Regions from separate parts of the Homo sapiens genome. Here region 2 is linked to region 1. A link is an interaction called in ENCODE POLR2A ChIA-PET data of the cell type or tissue named here. Cell type or tissue: GM12878. All regions are shown on one strand. Each heading gives the region's core, and the rest is flanking DNA. Links, peaks and the distances in the headings are about the cores only. Region 1 overlaps SLAMF7 (SLAM family member 7). Region 2 overlaps LOC107985220 (a long non-coding RNA gene).

The links. Peaks named below come from ENCODE experiments on the same cell type or tissue, not always from the same donor. Only the 100,000 strongest peaks of a DNase experiment are listed, where the experiment ranks them.
Region 2: POLR2A ChIA-PET joins it to region 1 with 7 read pairs; 5 of 35 experiments call an interaction of 5 or more read pairs at or near these places.

Annotation. Positions count from the first base shown.
Region 1 is chr1:160,754,285-160,758,680 of GRCh38, reverse strand. It overlaps SLAMF7 (SLAM family member 7), which reads right to left. Exons shown (of 7, transcript NM_021181.5): 7 at 3,860-4,396. Among named protein-coding and RNA genes, the nearest start is that of SLAMF7, 17 kb to the right of the region's middle. RefSeq lists a silencer at 1,520-1,589 and an enhancer at 3,140-3,189. In GM12878, for the core only: no CTCF peak of the experiment used is centred there; a DNase peak (open chromatin) is centred at 2,159; H3K27ac peaks cover 1,307 bases.
Region 2 is chr1:160,653,150-160,657,545 of GRCh38, reverse strand. LOC107985220 (a long non-coding RNA gene) reads right to left here. Exons shown (of 2, transcript XR_001738266.2): 2 at 1-4,396. Among named protein-coding and RNA genes, the nearest start is that of SLAMF1, 8.3 kb to the right of the region's middle. RefSeq lists enhancers at 3,858-4,017, 3,878-4,396. In GM12878, for the core only: no CTCF peak of the experiment used is centred there; no DNase peak of the experiment used is centred there; H3K4me3 peaks cover 441 bases; H3K27ac peaks cover 2,502 bases.

The DNA of each region.
Region 1 (4,396 bases), core at 190-4,189:
ACTGAATTACTCCTCAGGCTTTCTTGGTTCTCCAGCCGCAGACAGAAGATCATGAGACCTCTTGGCCTTCCTAATGCGTGAGCCAATTCCTATAATAAGTCTCCTTTTATATATATTTACAAATAATCTATTGGTTCTATTTCTCAGGAAAACCATGAGTAATACAACCCCCTATATGTCTTATATGCCTTTATTTTCTTACCTACCATTTTAACTTGTAATGTCTGTTGATATCCCTGTCTCCCACTTGATTGTGAGCTCTTAGAAGTATGGGGAGCACATTGTAGACGCATAATAAGTTTTAATTGCAGGAAAAAATAACTTTTATAATTAGTAAAGACAAGCAGTACCAGCATTTATTTTAAAATAATAAATTTTAAATAAATTAATCAATTAATTAATACTGCCTAGAGCAGTAATACATATGAGCCGAACAAAACAAAACAAAACAAAACAAAACAAAACAACCCACAAAACCCAATTAGACAAAAGACAATCTTGGTCTCAACTACCTCATCTATAAAATGGTTATGTTTGTTATGAAGATTAAATAAATGTACATATGTATATACATGCACACATATATATATGTATTATTTAGAACAATGATTGGCAATTGTGACTGTACTAAACATTAAATATTATAAATGATCATGTTATGGTTTATCAACTCTTCCCTGTTGCTGGCTATGTTCTTGACAGATTGCAATAAAGAGTATGCTTAGGACTATAGTCAGAACTCCAAACATCTTTAAAGTCTGTCTACAAGTACATGAACTGAGGAGGCTGGAAGTTCCTCCTTCCATCTTCTTGGGATGAAATGAGAGGGAGGTGGGCCGGGCTGCATCCTGGGCTGCAGTCTGTGATAGGCTGTCCCCACCAGGAGGGTCTTGCTCATGGGTCTCCTCATGGAGGAGGATGATCCCCATGGGCCTGGATCCTCCTCATGGGCCTGGATATCTCTGAACATATGATGAACATTGCTTATGAAAAATTATTTGTAGGAAAATTGTGAGGCCTAAGAATGTTATTTTCTTTTAGTGATGGTCTTTGTTTGCTTCTGTAAGGTACTTGTGGGCACTCGTAAGCTTGGATCTCTTTAATCTAATACCAGTTTTGAGATTTTCTTGGCCCCATAGATGAATTAAAACTGGTGTACTTCTTGTTTACAAGAAGGATAAGTCTCCTAGGGTAAGTCTTTTGGGGTCCCAAGTCAAAAAGATGAGGGATTTACCAGTTCTCTAACCTTGGTAGCCCCAGACTCCAAACTTTGTCCTTCTAGTCCCAAGAGGCTATCAAAAGCAAAGGCCCATCTTCCCACCTCCTTTTCCAGATCAGCACACATTCCCAAGACAGTACTGAAAGCAGGAACCTCCTTATCCCTTAGATACCTCTTGAGAGCATCCTTCCCTCTCTCTGCATCCTACTATGCTTGTCCAACCTACCATCACCTCTCTCCTGGATAACGGTAAGAGCCTTCTGACTCAGTTTGCCTACATCCAGTCTTGACCCCCTACAATCTGTTTCCCATACTGCAACTAATGAAATTTTAAAAGTGCAACTCTCTCTGCTGGCCACACTGACTTTCGTTCTTTTAGGTCCTCTCACCACAAGGCCTTTGCACCTCTGGCTAGAAGGGTTTTATTTTCCCTTCCCACTTCTTGTAAGTAGCTCCTACTCATCTTCCGATCTCAGCTCAGTCTTCATCACTTTGGAGATACTGTCTCTGACCACAGGAAAATTTGCCATTCTTGGCTCCACACACCTCTCTTTCATAGCAGTCATCACTGCAACCATGTTATTTAAAGGATATTTGAGTGTTGGCCTCTGTCATTAGAATGTAAGCACCCTGAGGGCAGAGACCTCTGTTGTGGCCCACTGCTGTATTCCCTGAGTTCAGCATAATGTCCAGCACTTACTGGTGCTCAATAAGTACTGCTGAATGAATAAATGAATGAATGCATACATGATCAAATGAATGAGTGAAAGCCTTACTGAAATGGTACAGATACCTTCTTTACTTTCCACCAAGGTTTCAATGTTTACGAATTTGTTATTTGCACCTCACAAGTTGCAAACCACACAGTTCTGGAGGCTGCATGTAATGGGGCTATGAGGTGGTGTGACTTCTCACCCTGAAGAGCTGGTGGTTTCCTTTGCCTACTGGTTGAACTCATGAGGGGAAGCTTCTTTCTGCAACTAGCTTTGGGACAGAATTTATTGAGTGTCCAGAGACCAGATCTATTGGTCTCCCTAGGTCCTGTTTCAGTCACTGGTTTAAAAAACCCCAAAGTATGATTAACCCTAATTATTTATCATCTGAATGGGTTCTGAGGAGAGAGGGGAAGGCAGAACAGATGCATCCTCAGTCCCAGCATCCCCCTCTCCACGCCTCTGTCTTCACACACTGTGAAGCTCCCCTCAGCCTCCAGCAGCCCTCTCTGAGGGAAAGTCATCTTCTCCTCTGTCATTATGTGGAGGGTTTCTCCTTTCTCCCCACCCATTCTCACTCGAGGAGGTCTTTCCATCCTCCCCCACACCCTTACCATGAGGGTCTCAGACTTTCCCCTCAACCCCACGTAGTGAGTAGTGCCTCGTTTTTCTCACTGAGCACCTATTTAAAATTTCCTCTACTCTATTATGCAATACATACTTTCTCATTGAGGAATATTCAGAAAATGAATGAAAATAGGAAAAAACCAAGCCACCTAAGCTTTCACCCTCCCTAAACAACTGGTGTTACTATTTTGATGTTTTTTCTTCCAAATTTTTCCCTGTAGAGATTTTTTCTAAAACACAGCTGTAATCATATAGCACATTAAATTTGCATTCTACTTTTTATATTTGTGATGTCATAACATTTTCTAACTTGAAAACCCATAGTTGTTGTGTTGTTGTTGTTTTGTGAGTCAGAGTCTCACTCTGTTGCCCAGGCTGGAGTGCAGTAGCACAATTATAGCTCACTGCAGCCTCAACCTACCAGGCTCAAGCGACCCTCCCTCTTCAGCTCCTTCCTGAGTAGCTGGGACTACAGGCATGCACCACCATGCCTGGCTAATTTTTGTATTTTTTTGTAGAGATGGGGCTTTGCTAAGTTGCCTAGGGTGGTCTTGAACTCCTGAGGTCAAGTGATCCTCCTACTTCAGCCTCCCAAAGTGCTGGGATTACCGACATGAGCCACCACTCCTGGCCAACCCATAGTTTTTTTTAAACAATTTTTTTTTTTTTTTGAGACAGAATCTCACTCTATCATCCAGGCTGGAGTGCAGTGGTGCGATCTCGGCTCACTGCAACCTCCACCTCCCGGGTTCAAGAGATCCTCCTGCCTCAGCCTCCCAAGTAGCTGGGACCACAGGCACATGCTAAAAATTTGTTATTTTTAATTTTATTTTTGATTCAGAAGCTACATGTGTAGGTTACACAGGTATATTTCATGATGCTGAGTATAACCCATAATTCTTTTTTTGAGATGGAGTCTTGCTCTGTCGCCTAGGCTGGAGTGCAGTGGCGCGATCTTGGCTCACTGCAACCTCCCCGTCCTGGGTTCAAGCAATTCTCCTCCCTCTGCCTCCCAAGAAGCTGGGATTACAGGGGCTCACCACCATGCCCGGCTAATATTTTTTGTATTTTTAGTAGAGACGGGGTTTCATCATGTTGGCCAGGCTGTTCTTGAACTCCTGACCTCAAGTAATCCACCTGCCTCGGCCTCCCAAAGTGCTGGGATTACAGGCGTGAGCCACTGCTCCCGGCCTAACCCATAATTCTTAATGTCTATGTATGAACAGACCTTCACCTGTGGTGGTCAGTTTCTTTGGCAGTTTCCAGAATTTCACTATTGCAAATAGCAAAATAATGCATCTTTTTGTATGTGAATCTCACAATATCTGTTTTATTAAGATAGTAAAGAAGACTTTTTTACTACAATAGGGTTTTGCAGTAGGGAGAGAGATCTGGCTCAATTCCTTCACAATGCCTTTCTGAGAGAAGATAATCCTCAATCCCATTCTTGCCCAACAAGCATTTGTTATTAAGTTTTTCAACACTTTCATCACTTGGTAGGGAGGTCTCCATTCAAGATATGTGTCAGGGAACATATCAAAAGCAGCCATTCCCCTTTCCCCTTCCCCATGTTTTTCACTTAAGTATAAGAGATGGTGAGCTCTGTATTGGTAGGGATGTTCATCTTACGTGCCAGACTGACCTAGCACAGGTGTTTGTTTGTTTGTTTGTATTGGAGTTTTGCTCTCGTTGCCTAGGCCGGAGTGCAGTGGTGCCATCTCAGCTCACTGCAACCTCCACCTCCCAGGTTCAAGCGATTCTCATGCCTTGGCCTCTCGAGTAGCTGGGATTACAGGTGCACACCACCACGCTCAGCAAATTTTTGTATCTTTAGTAG
Region 2 (4,396 bases), core at 334-4,333, 100 kb after region 1:
GTGTCTATCTCTGAGTATGATCTTTACTTCTTTTACTCCATAGAACGCTTTTCAAAATTTGACATTTTAAACAATCTCATGATCTTCATTTGTTCTTTTTTCGAGGAGAGATAATGAACACAATGTTCTTTAAGAAATTGTTCTTCATTAAACTAGGCAACAACCTGTGAGTCATTGTAACGTATTATGTTAAATTTAAAAAAATACAAAACTATGTGCAACCCAGTGACTGTAGTTACAAATGTTCTTCTGGAATGAATAACCCACTGAGGCAAGAAAAAACTTCACTTAAGCCGCTGCTTAGTAAAAGGCACTTGGTGTCTATCCCAGGCACCAGAATCTTAACTGTAATTATTATTCGAGATTAGCCTATCAGATGTTTACTTACGATGATACCCAGAGGCATTTTTTACTTGAAATTGTATAATAAAGCAAAAAGATAAATTGAAGCGACCAAGCCCGCCATACAGAATGAGAACCTCAGAGGTATTTTATACAATGAAAATAAACACTAACTGCATTTACTGTACTGTGTGATTTTGGTATTGTCTTCCAATCCCTCCACACGTGGATTCTGTGAAACTGCATCAGGTGTGGCCAAGGGTTCAGTTCACATTTTCATTCTGTTTCACATTTTCTGTTCTGATTCATAGTCTACATATATAACTCTTCCTGTTACATATTATACACTGATATTTTCTTTATGAAATGGGATAGTCTATGCTGAGAAATTTCAATTCTTTTATAACAGGACTTTAAAACACTTATCACATCAAATCCATCTCTCTCTTCAATTGCTAAAAGGTCTTAATAGTCTATAGTGTGTTTTTGTCCCTAATTTATGTTGCAAAGTTATTGTTGCCTCCAATAGAGATGCCCAGGAATGACATTCATTTGTAGGGTGCCTGAAGCATTCTGCTCCATGTCTCTGAGGAGTGTCCTTGATCTTGACAACACAGCAGAACTTCCTGTGCATCCCCAGCTCCAGCTTTATGGTGTTCGTCATTTAATTAATCATGACCACCTCAGGAAACCATAAAAAGTGATAGACACCAAATGCAAAATGGCTTTCACATGTCAGGCACTGCAGTGAACATCTTACTTGTATTTATGCCATTTACTTCTCCCAACAACCCTATGAGATTTTTTTTCATCTTAACTCTGTTACTGATGAGGCAAGTGTGGCTTAGAGAGATTAAATAACTTACCTAACATGGGATGATTTATAAATAACAGAATGGGGACGTGGGCCCAGGACTATCTGACCATGTAGCTAGAGTTCTAAACTCGTCTGCTGCCTTATAAAGAAAGGTTTGGAAAATTGCAAACTTGAAAGCAGTTGTGATAGTTAAAAAATGATGGCAGATTTTCCTTTCTTTCTTTTTTCCTTTTTCTTTTTTTTTTTTTTTTTTTGACAGGGTCTCACTATGTCACCCAGGCTGGACTGCATGGTACAAACATAGCTCACTGTAATCTTGAACTTCTGGGCTCAAGCAATCCTCCCATCTCTGCCTCCTAAGTAGCTGGGACTACAGGCATGTGCCACCATGCTTGGCTAATTAAAAAAAAACTTTTTTTTGTAGAGCTGGGGTCTCATTATGTTGCCCAGGCTGATCTTAAACTCTTGGCCTCAAATGATCCTCCTGCTTTGGCCTCCCAAAGTGTTAGGATTGCAGGCATAAGCCACTATACGTGGATCACATTTTATTTTCTTTCTTTTAAAGACATTTCCTTCAGTGCTATATTACATTTGTGATTTTTAAAAGAGGAGATGAATATTAGTTAGGGTTCTCCAGAGAAACAGAATCAACAGGATATATATACATAAAAAGATTTATTATGAGGAATTGGCTCATGTGATTATGGAGACTGAGAAGTTTCATGACCTGCTGTCTGCAAGCTGGAGATCCAGGAAAGCCAGTGGTGTAATTCCAGTTCGAGTTTGAAGGCCTGAGAACCAGGGGAGCTGATGGTGTAAATCCCAGTACAAGGGCTCAACAGGCAGGCGGGAAGCAAAAGGGACAAATTCCTCTTTCTGCCTTTTTGTTCTAGTCAGGCCCTCAATGAATTGGATGATGCCCACCACACTGAGGAGGGCAATCTACTTTCCTGAGTCCATGATTCAAATGCTAATCTCATCCAGAACACCCTCACAGACACATTCAGAAATACTGTTTAATCTGGCCACTTCATAATGCCATCTAGTTGACACATAAAATTAACCATTGGAGGATGGAACCCTAAAGTCAAAAAAAGACTACAATTCCTAAATATTTTTCTCTTAACTAGCAGTGTTATCTGATAAAGTCATTAAGTGGTAGACAATTAGATTTGTTACTCCATGTAAGTATATATATATCATTAAAGGATGTTTAGAATCACTATATTTTAAACCAATGAAATGGTTTTCTCATGGTCAGTGCTGGGGCAGGCACGTAGATGGAGAAGAGGTGGGTGGATGGAGAAGAGGCAAGTGGATGGAGAAGCAGGTGGATTGGGCTTCCACCACTCGGCTTCATCTGGAGTTACTTTCCACAATTCACCTCTCTCTCCAGTGGTCCCAGTTAGAATTCTTCACTGAAGATTTCTACCCTATAGCTAGCTTTTCCAAGCAGCTTAAGTGTCCTAGCTCTCCCCTCTTTCCTGGACTCACTTCAGGTCAGCCCACCTCTTTGGTGTGACGGTGCAGGAATCGCTGCTCTGGACTGCATAAATGGCCCATGAGTATCTCAGAGGGTCATTAGATGACTTCATGGAGCACACAGCCCCCATTTCCCCAGCTGTCTCTGTTTCTCAGGGAGGTCATTGGTTAGTTAAGGACCAGAACTATTCAGAGACAGAAATGAATTCTGCTTCCGATAGTGGTTATCCAGGGTTTCCAGGGTACTTTGCAAATTATCTTCTATCTACCACTCTGTCTAAGAACGCAGACCAGGGTTATGGGAGGCAGTTTTTGGAGCACAGAAAAGATCTGAGGCTGGTGACTTAATAGCCACTGTCACCAGTTCCTGAACCCTATTCCTTCCTAGAGGAGTAGAGTGGCATGGGCATTTCCCTTTCTTTAACAATGTATGCCAGTAAAAAGCAGGCTAGCAAATTACATGACTGCCGCATGAGGTCATTTGAAAGGTAGTAGGAAGCACCCCATTCCTACCATGAATGCTTCTAAAAATGCTGTGGAGAGAGTCTGTGAAGCAGTGACTCTTTCTCGGTCACAGTCACCCCTTAAGGGACATGAAGAATTCAGAGTCAGTTCAGCGCAGGCCCCAGGAAGGCAGGGATCCCCACATATTGGGTCTGGGGTCTGGAAGGATGGAGGAGCATCAGTGGAAATGACAGCAGTTTGAGAGGAAGTCCTCAGATGGCAAAGACCCTCAGATGTCTCTCCACTTCCAGATTCCAGTTCCCTAAAGCAGGTCTGAACTGCTGGAGGAGGTACTGATGTGAGACACCTGGTGAGGGCCTTGCAGTGGGCACTCCCAGCACCACAGACTGGATACGGGGAAGAAGGCACTGCCAGTGGGATTTTCAGCCCTCCTCCCCAGGCCTGATCACTCAGCTCATCCATCTGGCCAGGGAGCTGATGGCAGGCATGAACATTCAGCATAAAGGAGCTGAGTAGAGCCTGGGCCTGGATCTGGGCTAGAGCCACTTCAAAGCCCAGTTTTCTTTCCACTCTCCCCTCAACCCTAACAGCCCCAGCGCCACAACAGGGCTATCTGGTTGACTAGTCTGCTCAGCCTCCATATCAGCCATCTGCCCTGTGGGCTTCCTCATCTTACCCAGCAGGGTGGACCCCAGGGTGTTTTTTCCCAGTGCTTTCCCCAGGCCAGTTTTAGACTCTTCAGTCAGGTCTACTAGGAGAGGTTTCGGAGTTTGGGGAAATTCTGTATTTTCATTTTGGTTTTGCAGGTTTTTTTTTCCTTATCCAGATAAATGTGCTCATGATGAGCTCCATGTGGCCAGGTGATCTGGCCTTAGTGGCCCTTCTCTGTGGGGTCAGTTCATGCTATAGGGGACCTCTGGTCAGAGGCTGTGATGATGATGACCTTTGGCTGGGAAGCCAAGACACTCAGGAGCAGTCCAGACCAGACACTGTCAGGCAGGTGACGTTGGTGCCCGTAGCCACAGTGTCAGGAGAGAGAGTGGCAAGGCTTAGGGACCCATTGAAGAGTTTAAGAGGTAGGAGATGGCTTCCATGCATAACCCACTTGAGGTTTTTTGGGGAAGGCTATTTTCTACAGAAATATAGTCCTCCTCATTCTCAGGTTGGGGCTCTGCATCACCAAAGGGAAAGAATGGTGCTGAGCCACAGACACGGGAGGCCAGGATGGGAAATAGTGCTCACCTAGGATTCTCCTACTGCCCACGCTGTGGCCTGTGCCAGAAGGAATGT